2 separate regions of the Homo sapiens genome follow, and region 2 is linked to region 1. A link is a loop called in an ENCODE intact Hi-C map of the cell type or tissue named here. Cell type or tissue: chondrocyte. All regions are shown on one strand.

The links. A loop is a pair of places that touch in the nucleus more often than their neighbours do. Peaks named below come from ENCODE experiments on the same cell type or tissue, not always from the same donor. Only the 100,000 strongest peaks of a DNase experiment are listed, where the experiment ranks them.
Region 2: it touches region 1 in a loop (4-fold over the local background); 43 of 110 quality-filtered maps call a loop at or near these places.

Annotation. Positions count from the first base shown.
Region 1 is chr11:69,699,969-69,707,968 of GRCh38, reverse strand. FGF19 (fibroblast growth factor 19) reads left to right here and starts at 3,947. Exons shown (of 3, transcript NM_005117.3): 1 at 3,947-4,324; 2 at 4,605-4,708. The coding sequence starts at 4,093. RefSeq lists enhancers at 1,007-1,636, 2,176-2,538, 6,676-7,628 and a promoter at 1,677-3,874. In chondrocyte, a CTCF peak has its summit at 3,231 (motif pointing left); DNase peaks (open chromatin) are centred at 1,538, 3,782, 4,148, 7,191 and 1 weaker place.
Region 2 is chr11:69,883,763-69,891,762 of GRCh38, reverse strand. No RefSeq gene overlaps it. Among named protein-coding and RNA genes, the nearest start is that of FGF3, 68 kb to the right of the region's middle. RefSeq lists enhancers at 77-672, 2,868-3,162, 7,821-8,000. In chondrocyte, CTCF peaks have their summits at 2,793 and 3,017 (motif pointing right); DNase peaks (open chromatin) are centred at 152, 5,092 and 7,692.

The DNA.
Region 1 (8,000 bases):
GACAGAGTCTCTCTCTGTTGCCCAGGCTGGAGTACAGTGGTGCGATCTCGGCTCACTGCAACCTCTGCCTCCTGGGTTCAAGCAATGCTCCTGCGTTGGCCTCCCAAAGTGCTGGGATTACAGGCATGAGCCACCACGCCCAGCCTTCTATTTACCCTTTTCTAGTGGATCTCCATCCAGCTTTTTGTCACTATATATCTTTTTCTAGAGTTGCCATTAAATTTTAAAATAAGTAATAAATGTAGCAAAGATCGCCAGAGAGCAGCATTTACAACAGTAACAATAGCTACCCTTCTGTTATGTGCTTTACATGTGCCAGGCTGTCTCTATCTTACAAATATTGGTCACTTGATAGATGGGGATGTCTTTTCTAATGCTCGTATTAACCCTGTAAATTAGCGTTCCTTTTGCTGTTTTACAAATGAGGAAATGGAATCTCAAAGAGGTCTTCCTTCTACTCTGTCACAGTCTCTGCCAATTTCTGGGCTAGCTGGGTGGCCTCATTTCAGAATAACGATGCGTATGGGGGAAGAAATGGCTGTTGGTGAATCAGAAAGTCTTGGGGGAAATAATGCATGTTCTAGCAGGTTGTAGCAAAAATACTGGGCTGAGATTCAGGAGTCCCTGGGTCTCAGCCTCCAGTTGGCCAGGAACCAGCTGTGGGGCGTGGCCTCGATCACCTCAGTGTTCACAGCTCTCTCGGTCCCACGCTACCCTGCAGTTCTTATTTTCTGATAAAGACTTTTACCACACCCAGAAGTTTCTCCAATTACAAAATAATTTTCAATCACAAGGTGGGAGCAGGGGGTTTGGGAGGGGCTCTAGGGAGTGCTTATGTAGAAGAATGCACATTTGACAGCAAAACATACATTTCTAACTGTAAAATGAAAGGAAAACTATGATTTTCATAATGTAAAAATTGGAGGTGAAGCCGAATAAGATGTTCTTAGACACTGGGACACGGGTTTAGAAATGGTGGAAATCACTCATTTGCCATAATCAGGAAGAAGGAACCTCTACACCCTCAGATGGAAGAAGGAAGACTCCAGAAAAAGGATTTACGGTTCTACAGGGCAATTAAATAAAAAAATAAAAAATGAATTAAAAAAAAAAAGCTAACATCAAATCCAGAACAAAGCCAAGCCAAGCCCTTCTGGACACCTGGGCTGGAGACCCCCATACCCCTGCATGGGTGAGCGGGACATCCAGGTGCCTTGGACCCTACCTGCTACCCATTGCCCATGCCATTCAATGAATGAAACCCCACCTGGGCGATTCAGCCGGCTTAGCCACCCAGGGGCAAATCAAACACAACCTGAAAAGCAAAGTCAGCCCAATGCAGCACACAGGTGGCTTCAGAGGTCCCGGTGTGCACAGAACAGAGTGGGAGGAGGACCTCAGCCCTTGCCACACCTCTGCTCTCGCCAGGAGAGCCCCTTGCTGGCCAGCACTGCCTTGTCCTCTGCAGGCTTGGCTCCCTCTAACCACACACACCAGGGAGCCCAGCAAACACCCAAGATCGTGTGCCTGGCCCACCTGGGGCAAACCCTCGAGGCCCGGCAGTCCATCTCTGTAACCGTCAGCTACCTCACATGAGCAGGATCCATCCCCTAAGCTCTCAGAGCATTGCTGTGCCTGTGAGATGGCCGGCACACAGCTGACCTCAAGGCCTGCCATCAACACCTTCATGAGTGCTACATCCCAGGCCCTCTCTGTCCCCTCTTCCTTGTCACCCTCAGGACAAGCCTGAGAGCAAGCTGAGAGGGCAATGGGTCAGCGGTCCACGACCTACCCAGGGAGTGGCCGGGTGTGATCCATGCTACAGTGGGTCTGACCCCGGAGCCCCTGTCCCGGGATAAGACGCAGCACAGCCTGGATTTACGAGCCCCACTGTTTGGGTTCAAATTCCAACTTCACCACTAACAGAGTGTGCGACCTTGGGTTACTCGGCCACTTTTCTGGGGCCATTTCCCTCCTGCTCCATGGGGGAGGGAGGAATAGAATACTGTGGGGGCTCTTGTGGAGATTTGAGCTGAGAACCTCCATGAAGCGCTCAGAACAGGGGCTGGGGGACAGCAGCCGCCTTCCTCATTTCCCCACCTCCCTGATCGCATCAGCCACTCTCTTCCCCATGTCCCTGGAAGGGGCTGCAGAGGGGTAGGGGTGGAACCAGAGGCTGCCATCGCCCCCACCCGGTTTGGGTCGTGTCCCCCAGTGCAGCCTCTGCCATCGCCCTCAAGAGCATTTATCACGCATTTACCACGGATCTTTAAAACGAAAGCTGCAGGGGAGGGTAATTAAGTTTAATAGGAGCCGCCGTCGATTTAAAGCCACAGGGGGGAAGTAATTAGATTTAACAGAAGCCACGGCTTTCTGAACCAAGACACACAGCGTGGGGGTCCCTGGTCTAGAAAGCCTTCGGGATGATGTCTTTTTGTAAAGACTTTCCTGGTGACATTTGCTGCGCCCTCAGTCATTAACGCCAGTCACTGACTGGGGAATGAATGTGGCCTCTGCTCATTGAAATTCATTAGGCCTGGCATTTCTCTCGCTGTCTCTCCTGTTTGCCCTCCCCATCGCCTTTGCGCTGGGCCAGGAGGGCTCTGCCCCCAAAACCAGCCTCCTGGGGCCCCACATCCAGGAGCTGGGGGTTTGGAAGAATAACAAGAAATAATTAGAGTTAAACCAAAGCCCCGTAGGAGGACCCCTTTATTCCCCGCCTGGGTATTCTCTGGATGTCGTTTTCTTTATTGGCAGGAACCGCTTCATGGAGCGGCCCCCATTTCTTTCCTCACCTGGCACCTGCCCGGACGCCAGGGGCGCCCATCACCGTTCCTGGGCCCCTTCCCGACCCCTCCCCACCAGGTAAGGCGCTCTCGACCTCCCCGACCGTGCTGTTCCTCCTGACCCCGTGCGCAGGGACTCGGGGACTCAAAAACCAGACCCCCGACACAAGACAGCTCAAAAAACGGGAAACGGAGGCCCAGGCCTCCCTCCCTGCGCCCCTGCCTCCACCACCCTCCAGCCGAGAAGCTGGGGTTCACCAATCCCGCAGCTGGCCCGCCCACCCTGCCCGAGAGCCTCCTTCCCAGTGCCCCCTTTCAGGTTGCATCTCGCGCACAGCCGCGGGGCCGGGGCGAGCGCGGAGCAGGCAGGGGCGCGGGGCCAGGAGCGCAAAGCCCAGGCGGACGCCGAGGCTGCGGCGCCACCTACAGTCCGCGCGGCTTCCATTGTTTCCCCGCCGGCCGAGAGCGCGCCCGGCCCCCCGTCGGGGGGCAATTTACCCGGATAAAAGGGGCGGGGCAGGAATTGCAAGAAGATGAAGCTGAAAGAACCTGAGACTGTCGGAACTGCCGGGGAAAATTCTACGGGACGGCTTTGACGTCAGATGTGCGGGGCTGCGAAAGTCGGGGGAGGGAGTGCGAGTGGGCTTTTAAGGGGAAGGGCACTAAGGCCGAGGTGAGGCTTTTCCCGACAGAGGGTGAAGGGGGCAAAACTCGGTGCCCCCCAACCTCTGGCCCCGGGGTTCCTGACCCCGCCCCCGCTAGTGCCCCACGCCGAGTGCATCCACTGGGAGCCTGAGGCCTGGGGGAAGGGCCCCAGTTGTCGATTGCTTTACAAAGTCAAACTCTCCCAGCCAAGAACCTCGGGGCCGCTGCGCGGTGGGGAGGAGTTCCCCGAAACCCGGCCGCTAAGCGAGGCCTCCTCCTCCCGCAGATCCGAACGGCCTGGGCGGGGTCACCCCGGCTGGGACAAGAAGCCGCCGCCTGCCTGCCCGGGCCCGGGGAGGGGGCTGGGGCTGGGGCCGGAGGCGGGGTGTGAGTGGGTGTGTGCGGGGGGCGGAGGCTTGATGCAATCCCGATAAGAAATGCTCGGGTGTCTTGGGCACCTACCCGTGGGGCCCGTAAGGCGCTACTATATAAGGCTGCCGGCCCGGAGCCGCCGCGCCGTCAGAGCAGGAGCGCTGCGTCCAGGATCTAGGGCCACGACCATCCCAACCCGGCACTCACAGCCCCGCAGCGCATCCCGGTCGCCGCCCAGCCTCCCGCACCCCCATCGCCGGAGCTGCGCCGAGAGCCCCAGGGAGGTGCCATGCGGAGCGGGTGTGTGGTGGTCCACGTATGGATCCTGGCCGGCCTCTGGCTGGCCGTGGCCGGGCGCCCCCTCGCCTTCTCGGACGCGGGGCCCCACGTGCACTACGGCTGGGGCGACCCCATCCGCCTGCGGCACCTGTACACCTCCGGCCCCCACGGGCTCTCCAGCTGCTTCCTGCGCATCCGTGCCGACGGCGTCGTGGACTGCGCGCGGGGCCAGAGCGCGCACAGTGAGTGCCCGCCAGCACCCCCGCCCGCCCCGCCGCGCGCACCCCACCCCGCTGCGCGCGCCCCACCCCAGCGCCCTTCCTTCCTTTGCCACCCTTAGGCTCCTGCGGACCCCTCAACTCCTGGGAACCCCAGGTTTTGGCACCTGGACGTTAGGATCCCTCCGTTAGTCCCCAAACAGCGCGGGACGCTAGGGAGAAGCACAGGCTTGTGGACCGACCGCACCCACGTGGTGCGGGCCCAGCGGTCCTTGCTGCAGCTTCTCGCTTCCCCTGCGCCTAGGTTTGCTGGAGATCAAGGCAGTCGCTCTGCGGACCGTGGCCATCAAGGGCGTGCACAGCGTGCGGTACCTCTGCATGGGCGCCGACGGCAAGATGCAGGGGCTGGTAAGTGTCCCCACGGGGCGGATGCGCCGGGGCGGGGGACCGGCGCCTGTCCCCGGGCGGAGGCCTGAAGGAGAGAAAGGCGCTGGTTCGAATCCAGGGTTTCCTCGCCTCCTCCGCCCAGACCCGCGTGCAACTTCGAGGGAAAGATTGCAAAGACCGATTAAGTGCATGTCCGACGATTTCCTACGGAAATTTAGGGTCTCAGCCAGCAGCCAGAGAATAGGCAAAAGCTGCCTTTGCATTTCCAATTGAGTCAAAGGCCGGCCTAGCCGGACCGAGGAAACCCATTATTCGGCCTCCTTTGATATTAAACAGGAAAACCCACCTCGGGCCTTTTCAGCCTCTGCCTGCGCGTGTGTGGTCCTCGCCTCCGTTTCCCTCCCTCCAGTATAAAAGAAGAAAAAAAGAATGGGAAAGAAAAAAGAGGATCTACCCATAACTTTCCTTTAAAAACAAATCAATTGTCAAGCAAGGCAGAAAACAGTGCATTTGGGATAGGAGAGATTTTTTTTTTAGAATTAATTTTTAATCTACCAGGAGCACGGTGTGGCTTAGACGCAGATGCGCTGGAGTCATGTTGCGCCAGGGGAGTGCTTTTCCTCCTGCGGGCCTCACCTGTCCTGTAAACGCTTTCTGGTGGGGGCAGGGGGTGGGGGCTGGCAGGGAAGGCCCAGGTAACCGCAGAGGTCCCGGGGCCGGAAGTGTACGAGCGCTGGGGCTCTGGTGGCCGGGAACAAAGGCTGGGAGTTCAAAGGAACGAACCCGCGCCCCTCCCGCGGCCCCGCGCGCAGAGGAGGCTGTGTGAGGTCTCGGCCCGCGCAGGCCTCACACGCAGCCCCGGACTCCCTGGCGGAGCAGGGGCCAGGGCGGGGGTGGCCGCGCCTGCCCGGGGCCCCCACCCCAGAAAGGATGCAGAGGCGGGGCCGCCTCCGGCCCAACCAGCTCCTTTGTGAACAGCGGGACAAAGCATTTTAGAGTCTCAAAATTGCTCGGTGCCTCTGCCGTGCTCCGTGTACTCGGAGCGCCTGTTTCAGGTTTTATGGCGGAGTCCTGCGTGAGAGGACTGCAGAGAAAGGGGGTGGTCGGCACGCTGGACGCTGACTCCCACCCAGAGCCGCTCCAAACCCACCCTTGCAACTTTAATTTTGACATTTACTATGGCAGGGGGTGTGGGGGTTCCTAATGATGGGAGGCCAGCAGGGGACGTCAACCTAACCCGCCATTCTGCCCAAATTGGGGGTTGGGTCACCTGAAATCCCTCTGTGCCTTTTTTTTTTTTTTTTTTTTTTTTTTTTGGCAGAGTCTTGCTCTGTCGCCCAGGCTGGAATGCAGTGGCCAGATCTCGGCTCACTGCAACCTGTGCCTCCCAGGTTCAAGCGTTTCTGCTACCTCAGCCTCCCATGGAGCTGGGATTACAGGTACCCACCACCAAGCCCAGCTACCTTTTGTATTTTGGGTAGAGATGGGGTTTCACCATGTTGGTGGCCAGGCTGGTCTTGAACTCCCGACCTCAAGTGATCCGGCCGTCTCGGCCTCCCAAAGTGCTTTGGGATTAGAGGTGTGAGCCACCGCGCCCAGCCCCCTTTGTGCCTCTTGATCCCCTGTGCATGGTCTAACAGAAATTGAGGATCTTTTTTTTTTTTTTTTTTTTTTTGAGACGGAGTCTCGCTTGCTCTGTCGCCCAGGCTGGAGTACAGTGGTATGATCTTGGCTCACTGCAACCTCCACCTGCGGGGTTCAAGCAATTCTCCTGCCTCAGCCTCCCAAGTAGCTGGGATTACGGGCACCGTGCCACCATGACCGGCTAGTTTTTTTGTATTTTTAGTAGAGATGAGGTTTCACCATCCTGGCCAGGCTGGTCTCGAACTCCTGACATCACGATCTGCCTGCCTCAGCCGCCCAAAGTGCTGGGATTACAGGCATGAGCCACCTCGCCTGGCCTCTTTCTTAAATAAAAATGCCACATTCTTCTAGAAACTTGAAGTCATTTCGTTTTCTGTATGGAGAAAGTGATACTAATTTCTCCCAAAGGACAAGCCAAGTAAATAGAAGAAGGTCCTCCAATCATTCGGTTTTGTGTTCCTTGTTTATTGATCATTTGGCATTTTTGGGAGTTTGGGAGAAATCACGCTTGCTGTCCGATGCTTTGTCCCAGCCATCCGTGGGCTCGGCAGGAGCCTGGGTTGCTGCAATGAGCCTCTTATCAGGAGCTTATTAGCACAGGTACCTCGTCACCCACCTGCAGTTCAGTGACCTTTGCAGACTTAGGCAGGAACCTGACTGAGGCCGTCCTGCAGTGTGTTTACTGCCCAGCCCTTCCGGCTCCCGCCTGCGCCTGTCCTGGGTCGCCAAGGGGTAATGACACCGGTGTGGGATGGCACTTGCCCACTGGCACCTCTCAACCCCGTGGACTATGAATGTTCTAAGACAAGGCTTCCCTCAGCACACATTTCCGGCCACCAGCTGGGCGCCGGCCTGGCCTGGCCTGGCCTGGGGGAGGGGCTGCTGAGATCTGCCTCCTGGCAGCCTGCCTGGAAGGCCCTTGGTGACTGAATGGAGGAGACAGCGGGGCTGATGGTTCTCAGAACTGCTGCAGACCAGAAGGCCTTAGAATGATAAAGGCACACAGTGATTTCTGAGATAGGTGGGGAACAGATGCTTTCATCTGGGACCCAGATCGGATCACACGCAATTTATTTAAAAGACCTATCCTAAGATGACAACCCAGTTTATCAGTGTTTCCCAAAGTGCCAATGAAATACCCAGGAACTTTTTAAATGCCAGGAGTTATGTCTGTAATGTAAAGGGTGAGGGAAACACAGACGGCATTCCTGTGGGTTGATGGATATTATTGCTTAGGACAAGGCTCTCGAAAAAGTGAGGTAATTTAGTGGAAATTATTTGGGTCTATATAGAGTGTATATGTAGTATTAAGTATATACATAAAATATACATATATGAAATAATAAACCTCAGTTTTGTCTGTGTGCATGTATATCTATATAAAGATTATAATTTATAAAGGTATATAAATGTATATTTAATTTATTAATGGGTTATATATTAACATAATGTACATATTATATATGCTTACACTTACAGTACATTTATATATGTGTGTGTGTTCTCTGTGTATATATATAGTTGTGGGTTTTTTGTTTTGTTTTTTTTTGAGACAGGGTCTTGCTCTATCACCCAGACTAGAGTGCAGTGGCATGATCATTGCTCAGTGCAGCCTTGACTACCCAGCCTCAACCCATCCTCCCACCTCTCAGCCTCCCGAATAGCTGGG
Region 2 (8,000 bases), 180 kb before region 1:
GCCGGGGCAAAATGACCCATGTCAAGTCAATAACCTCCGCGCTGCTTCACCTTCTCGTGCTGGAATGCCTTCTGCGTGCCTTCCTGGAAAGCGCCCTGTGGCCCCGTGACCCAGCCTGGGCCGGCACCTTGAGTTGGGCACAAATTCAAGATGACAACTCTTGGAGCCCGTTGGCTGGCGGCAGAATGATGAGGAGACATTCTGCCCGGGCGGTTTATTGTCCGTTCTAGACTGAGAACAATTCCGGGCTGTTACGATGTGATTGCCCTTGGGCGCGTTATCAGCGTGAACTCAGGGCAGAGCAATACCCCTGCCAAGCGGCCGACGCTGTTTCACAGGGAGGGCCCTCCTGCTCTTTCACCCACAGTGGGGCTCGGGGCCATGGGTGCAGGGCTGGAGGAGGATGTGAGGGGCAGCTATTTCAGTCTGGAATATCAGGATTTTAACCCCAAATAAATGTCTTGGTTATTATTTCAGCAAGCGTGCCCTAAATCACCTTGGGAAGACTTGAGCCTTTCAGAGCCTTGGTTTGCATAAAATAGGGGCTGTGTCAGAGCCCCCTTTGTGGGGCTATTGAGAAGATTCCAGAAGATTTCATAGAATGAAGTGCTTAGCACTGAGCCTGGCACAGCATAGGTGGTTGAACATTGATGCTTTTTTTTGTTATTAGTACAGCTGTGTTGCTGATTTTATAGTCGAGATTCCACAAGAGGAAATCGGGTTGGAACATAAAGATATTTGCCCCGTGGATTCTCCAGGGGGTTCCCACACAGTCCCATTCTCACATTCATTTCTCGAGCTGTCCCTCTTATTAGCCTACAGAATGAGCTAGAGCTGCTTCTCGCTGGCAATGGGGAGAGCTCCTTTCTGGGGGACCCCAGCTCCCAGGAGCTGAACTTAGAGGTTGCCAGGCCTGAGGAGAGGGAAATGACCCAGAGATGCTAGGAGGGGCTGGGCCCTCTCAGCACAGGCCTCAGGCTTCTCTTGGAAGCAGGGGTTTGCCATGCAGGAAGCAGGCATGGCCCATGCCCATTGTGGGAGAGGGTGAGGCTGCACCGCCTGCCTGCTTTCTGCCAGCACCCCTTGGCAGGCAGGCGAAGGTAGGCAGGGGCCCTTTGGGACTCTGCTGGAGGAGGTTTGGACGTAGGGCTCTAAGGCCCCTAAAATTTGCTCCATGCATCCTTACACAAGGGAGAGCTCCAGCAGAAGCCAGGGTCTGCGGTCAGGGAAAGGCAGAGGACGGCAAGGGCCATGGCCCTCATCGCACAGACACTGAGGAAGAGCAGGGTCTCACCCTTGGTGGCTCAGCTGGTTTTTGGCAGTGATGGCTTCAGAACCTGGGCCCCCCATCCCCAGCCAATGCTCTCTGGTTTTCCAAAAGGAAATTTCCCTATTATTTCCCTCCTTAGATCCATGAAGGGTATTTATCAATGGCAAAGGATGATGCCCTGCAGGTGTATCAGTGGCCCGTGAGCCAGCTCCATCCAGCCTCAGCAGGAAGAAGCATTTTTCCAAGCATCTCAATGCTCACATTAGTGCTCGATTGGCAATTAGCAAATGTCACAACCCCCTCCTCCCTGAGCGACAGTTGTTTCAGATGTCAAATTCCTGCCAAGCGCCACGTCTTGTTCTAAAACCTCTTTCCAGGGGTACTCGAGGGAAATTAGCATGATGCCAGCCGAGAAGAAAACCCCTCAGAGCTTGAGAATGGCGAGTCCTCCCGGGGAGGGAATTCAGCCGCAGGTTCCTATCGACAGTGAAAGATTAATTGATGCAGAGTGAATTATGGAAATGCGTGAGGCCGTTTCTACCGATGATGCCTTTAAAACCGCGGTCCCCCGCTGCAGCGTCATCGCACACCAGGTCTGCAGAGGGCAGCGGAAGCCCCAGCCTCCTTCTTTTGTCCTCCCCAAGAGGCCCCTCCCCAAAGTTAAATGTGTTTAGAAGTGGGCAGGGGATTGAACAGCCCTGCAAAGCAAACATCACCTCCAACACTGACAATGCGAAAGCGCTTCCTGTGGACCAGGCACTTTGCATGGATTATATTTCCTTTGTTCCCTAAAACAACTCGGAGATAAATTCTATTGTAATTCCCATTTTACAGAGAAGGACACTGAGAGGGGAGGTGACTTGCCTCAGGGGACCCATTCAGGGAGTGCAGAACCAGGATCTGGCCCCAGTGGCCTGTCTCAGAGCTGGGTCCTTACCTGTGCCCTGCCAGGCGAGTGATCTGAATGGGCAGGTGGGGAGAAATCCCGTGCCTCGATTTCCACTAGGAAAGTGTCTTGGTTTTCTGTTCACTGAATGGTTACGAGCCCTTGTCCCTGCAGGCTGGGGGCCAGGGAGGAAGGCTGAGGACCAGGTGGGGAACAGTCTATGTCTCAGAGCTGAGGCTTTCATAGGGGAAGGGGATTCTCGGGGAGGTGAGGGGTGCTGGGTGCTGATGGGAGCTCTGGGGGCACTGCCCAGATCCCCTGGGCTCTTAAGATAAAGTTGAGGGGTCAGAAGGTCCAAGCAGGGCCTGAGATCTCATGTCACTCCGAAGCTTCCAGCAAGGGAGACCCTGGTGGCAATTTCCCAGCGGGTCTCTAAGCCAGAGATACCCAGGAGGCTTTGCTTTCCGGTTTGATATGGGGGCAGCCCAGTCTATTCATGGATGCCCCAGGCTAAGGGGCGTGGCTCTAGACACACATGGATCTGGGCTCTCGAGCATCAGTGTAATAACCTCATTTCTTGAATGAGGTGAGTAAAGCCCAGGACAGAAGGAGGCTCCCAGAGTCCCCAGCAGAGCCAGACTCAGGGCCCTGGTCACCCTTGGCTGGCCAGGACCCAGCACAGGGGCCGTGGAGGTAGGGAAAGCCGCTGGTCCAGAGCATCCCGACCTCCCCCGAATAAAAGGGGTGGCTTTGGTACTGCCTGAGAGTTACAGTTGACTCAGCCCACCTTGGAAGCCAGGTTCTAGGAAAAACCCCTCCCTAAGGAAGAAGGATGCCAGCTGCCTTCAGCCTGGTCCCACTGCCACCACAAGATGGCGCTGTTTTGCGGGGTTTTTGTTTCTGTTTACAACCTGAGCACACTGACCTGGTCTTTCCCACCTTTGATGTTCTTGGGTTTATGGCACTGAAGGTAATTCTGTCGTCCTGGTGCAGAGGGCAGAAGATGCCTTCTTGTAGGGTGCATGCACATGTGTGATCATGTGTCCACGTGTGTGATCATGCGTGCAGGTGCATGTGTGTGCATATGTACCTGTGTGAATCTTGGTATGCATGGCATATGCTCTTGTGTGTTTGTGTATGTCTTTGCCTTGTGTGTGCATGTGTGCATACATGTGAATATGTGTGTTATATGCTCCCATGTGTGCAGGAGTGTGTATATTTGTAGCACTGTGTATGCTCATGTGTGAGCCTGTGCTCATGGACATATGTGTACCTTTGTGTCAGTAGGTATTGTATGCGTGTGTATGTATATGTACATGTGTGTTTGCCTGCAAGGTACATGTGTGCGCCAGTGTGTGCACATGTGTATATTTTGGGCTGTGTGGGGATGTGTGCAGAGGCACATGTGTATGCCTTTTTGCGTGCATGGTGTGCACGTATGTCTGTGTGTGTGTCTGCTGGACAGCAAGAAGGAGCAAGGTCCATCTCCTGTCCTCAGTGGTCCCTCCCCTCCTCTCTTTCTTGGCTAATGTGGCTCAGAGCCTGCATCGGCAGGCGAAAGCTGGGCCTGGCTGGGGGCACCTCCGGGCGCTGCTCCATGCCGCCCTATGGCCACTTGCACCTGGATGCAGGAGCACTGTCTGCTATTTGTCTCCCTTACTGTACTCTGAGCTCCTGGAGGCCAGGTCTGGGTGGTGCTCAACCAGGGCTCCCCAGGTTTGGGCACAGGACCTGGCCTAGAGTAAGAAGTTCGCTAGAGACCAATCAGGTTTCTAGGCCGAATACCGAGGGTCCAGTTGTCAGAAATATCTGAGAGTTCATTTAATTCGCTCGACAGTCCTCTGAGGCAGGCTGCATAATTATTCCATCTTGTGATGAAGAAACAAAGGCACAGAGAAGTTAAGTGACTCACCCAAAACCACCAGCTATGAACAGGCAGAACCAGCGTCCAGCCCAGGTTTGAATCGATGTTTGTGGGTTGAGATGAATAAATTATTCCATTGGCCTGAATATATATTTTTAGCAGGAGGTGCTTTATCTGCATTTTGTTACAGGGATCATAAACCCTCTGTGCCCAGAGCAGGAGGCCATAGGCAGTCCTGCTCAAATGCCTCTTCCTCCAGGAAGCCTACCTGACCTCTCTCAGAGAAAATTTCTGATTCTCTGTGTTCCTGCAGACTTCAGGTTTCCACTTGGAGGTCCTAAGGTGCATAAATTCTTTCCAACCCTGTGAGCAAGAAGCCAGGGTTTTGGGGAGCCACTGAGGATCTGAAGAAATCTGATAAAAGCTCCAGATGCTGGGATCATGTAGGTGTGCACAGAAATCATCCCCAGTTTGAGAGGGTTCACTGACAATGCAGCTCAATGTTGGGCCTCGGCTAGAGCCCTGAAATGATAGAGACACCTGCCTAACTTGAGACGCAGCTGGCGACGGCCAGTGGAGCCCCTGTTTCCGAGAGGGGAGCGTGGCACTAGACACTTCTTCTTCAGCCATTTCACAAATATTCTTTTTTTTTTTTTTTTTTTGAGACAGAGTCTCGCTCTGTTGCCCAGGCTGGAGTGCAGTGGCGGGATCTCGGCTCACTGCAAGCTCCGCCTCCCGGGTTCACGCCATTCTCCTGCCTCAGCCTCCCAAGTAGCTGGGACTACAGGCGCCCGCCACTACGCCCGGCTAATTTTTTGTATTTTTAGTAGAGACGGGGTTTCACCGTTTTAGCCGGGATGGTCTCGATCTCCTGACCTCGTGATCCGCCCGCCTCGGCCTCCCAAAGTGCTGGGATTACAGGCGTGAGCCACCACCCCAGCCGAATTTGATTGAATTTTGAATTCAGACTCTGAATAGTATCCCCAAATCCCCAGGCAAAGGGCCGACAGTGGAGCCTCCTGCAAGTGGGGGGGCAGTACACTGGCTTGGGAAGAGTCGGGACTTTTCGTTCAGGGCCGCAGGGACCAGCTGCCCACTCCCCGAGCACCTACAGCCCCACAATTGGGGACGTCGCCAGCCACTGAGGTCTTTCTTCTCGGCACTGCCTCCACCCCCACCCCGGCTGTCCTGTCCAGTCTTCAAGCAAATGTTTTTGATTTTACAGGAAGTAGAGCAAGGACCTAATCTGAGTTTAATTTTTGAGTACATTAATTATATTAATTAAGTATATTAATTAATTAATATATTAATTAAGTATATTGATTAATTTCTGAGTATATTAATATGGCAGAGAAGGCTGCACAGTCGTGTTCAGTAACTGCTCCAGGCCTTGGAATGTCCCCGTTGGTATAAATTAATGGTTTGGAGATACCAAGTGATGTGAGGTCTGCTTTTGCGTGTAAGGAAAGAGATGGGCTAAACTCAGGGAACCCACATCCATCTAGGGACAGCCCTGTCTCCAGGACTCAGTTTACCCATTTATAAAATAAGAGGTGCAATTGCTATCACATACCCCACGCTGTACACAGACTATCAAACCAGGGGCTCTGAGGGGCCAGAGTCACGGCCCTGTTTGCCTGCCCTACACAGGATGAGAGTAGAGTGAACACGAGTATAACACGATGAAGGAGAGGAGAGCTTCCCAGAGGAGACAGGCACATCCATCCTGTGTTCTGAAAAAGAAAAAGAAAAAAAGAAAAACAAACTTCCCCCAGTAACTCAATAAGAAAAGCTCTCTGGAATCCCACCGTCCACCTCGACACCCCTCTTTCTTCCTGGCTGTTGCCTTCTGCCCGCACCTCTGTATCACCCTTCCCTCCCGATCACTCTCCATCTCCCCACTCTTCAAGGTCCCCACAGAACATCTTCCCACTATGTGGCAGTGACCATCCCTGTCCCGGAGTGGCCTCCCCCCTCAGCCCTCCCCACTCTGCCCTCCCCCTTCTGCCCTCCCCCCTCAGCCCTCCCCACTCTGCCCTCCCCATTCTGCCTTCCCCACTCTGCCCTCCCCACTCTGCCCTCCCCACTCTGCCCTCCCCATTCTGCCTTCCCCACTCTGCCCTCCCCACTCTGTCCTCCCCACTCTGCCCTCATTCCTACAGATTTGCTGCCTGTGTGTTTTCTCTTTGGGGATAAGAGTTGCTTCTCCAGGGTGCACCTAGTGCATGGGAGACAGCACTTCATATATGTTTATTGACTGAATGCATCAAGTCTGGGTTCAAAAACATGTCTCATAACCCAGAATATTCTATACCCACAAGAGGACCGGGCTTGTGAGCAGAGTCCTTGCTAAGTAGGCAGCCACTCCTGTCCCAGGTCTTTGGGGACAAGAGTACATTAATATGGCAGAGAAGGCTGCACAGTCGTGTTCAGTAACTGCTCCAGGCCTTGGAATGTCCCCGTTGGTATAAATTAATGGTTTGGAGGTACCAAGTGCTGTGAGGTCTGCTTTTGCGTGTAAGGAAAGAGAGGGGCTAAACTGAGATGGCTTCTGACTCTGGACTCGGAGGCATTAATTACTTAAATGAATAAGTATTAAATCAAAGGCCTTGCTTCAAAAATTAAACTCAGATTAGGTCCTTGCTCTACTTCCTGTAAAATCAAAAACATTTGCTTGAAGACTGGACAGCCAGGGTGGGGGTGGGGGCAGTGCCGAGAAGAAAGACCTCGGTGGCTGGCGAGGTCCCCAATTGTGGGGCTGTAGGTGCCCGGGGAGGGGGCAGCTGGTCCCTGCGGCCCTGAACAACAAGTCCCGACTCTGCCCAAGCCAATGCACTGCAATGACCTCTCACCTCTGCGCTCCTGCACAGCCAAGCCTGGAGGTGAGAGTAACTGCAATACCAGAGAGCAGGGGCCCTGGTTAGAGGGGTCCAGGAGACCAAGGTGGGGACTCTCAAGCCAGGAGGATTTGGAGCAGGAGCAGCAAAGGCTGGTGAGAAGACCAATATGAAAAGACCAGGGATGCTGCCTGGGGCCGTGCAGGGACCTTGAGGGAGAATTTGGATGCGACCTTACACCCAGACTCAGGGGTCCCTGTAATTCTCCTATTTTATCTTAATCAGACTCGCTCTGTTCACAGAATCGCCTGTGGCATTTCCAAGTGCCAGTCTAATCTTGCTTCCCACCCTAAACATTTCTTCCTGCAGTACGAAGGTCCGAACTCCTCTGTGAACGTCAAAGCCCCAGTGGGGCCGCCCCCAGGCAAGCTGGTCTCCTAAGGAATTTGCAGTTGGGCCTCTGCTCTCTCTGTTCACTGGCACCGCCCGATACCCTGGCATGTCGCTCACCCTTCAGCTGTCCCTGATTTCTTCTCCACCCTCCTTATTCCCTCCCCAACAAATGCAGGCATTTACTCCTTCTCTGGGGATCCCAGGAATTCTTTTAGTGCCTCCTTGATAACAGCAGCCAAGGATGGTTACTGAACACAGACTCTGCCCAGCGCTGTTCCAGTCACGGCCCCACGCTGGTGCAGGCAGTGCTGGTGACAGCCCGTGTGGCGTGTGCAGCCTACGTGCAGTGCCCTGCATTCTATCAGACCACCAGCTCCAGCTTCAGATATGACTGGACGCAGAGGCACAGAGAGAGGAAGCCGCCGGCCTCCGGCCACTTAGCAAGTGCTGGCCAAGCAGGGCTCAGGCCCTGGCCCCTGGCTCTCTGAAGGATGGACCCTGGTCTCGTTCGTTCTGTTCCCTTTGTCTCTGCACCTGGAATGGGGGTGGTGACGTGCTTCTCTGTCTCCAGGCTCCTTCCCCTCCAGAGGGGCCACGGCGTGCTGGCCTTTGCCACCCAGTCCCTTGACCAACTCCCAGGGCCCTGTGGGTGGCAGCATCCCCGCCAGCTCCCTGCTCCTGTGTCTGGCCCGAGCTAGGCACTCAGCATCACTGGAAAGGAGCTGGGCTGCCTGAGCTTCCTTCCTTGGG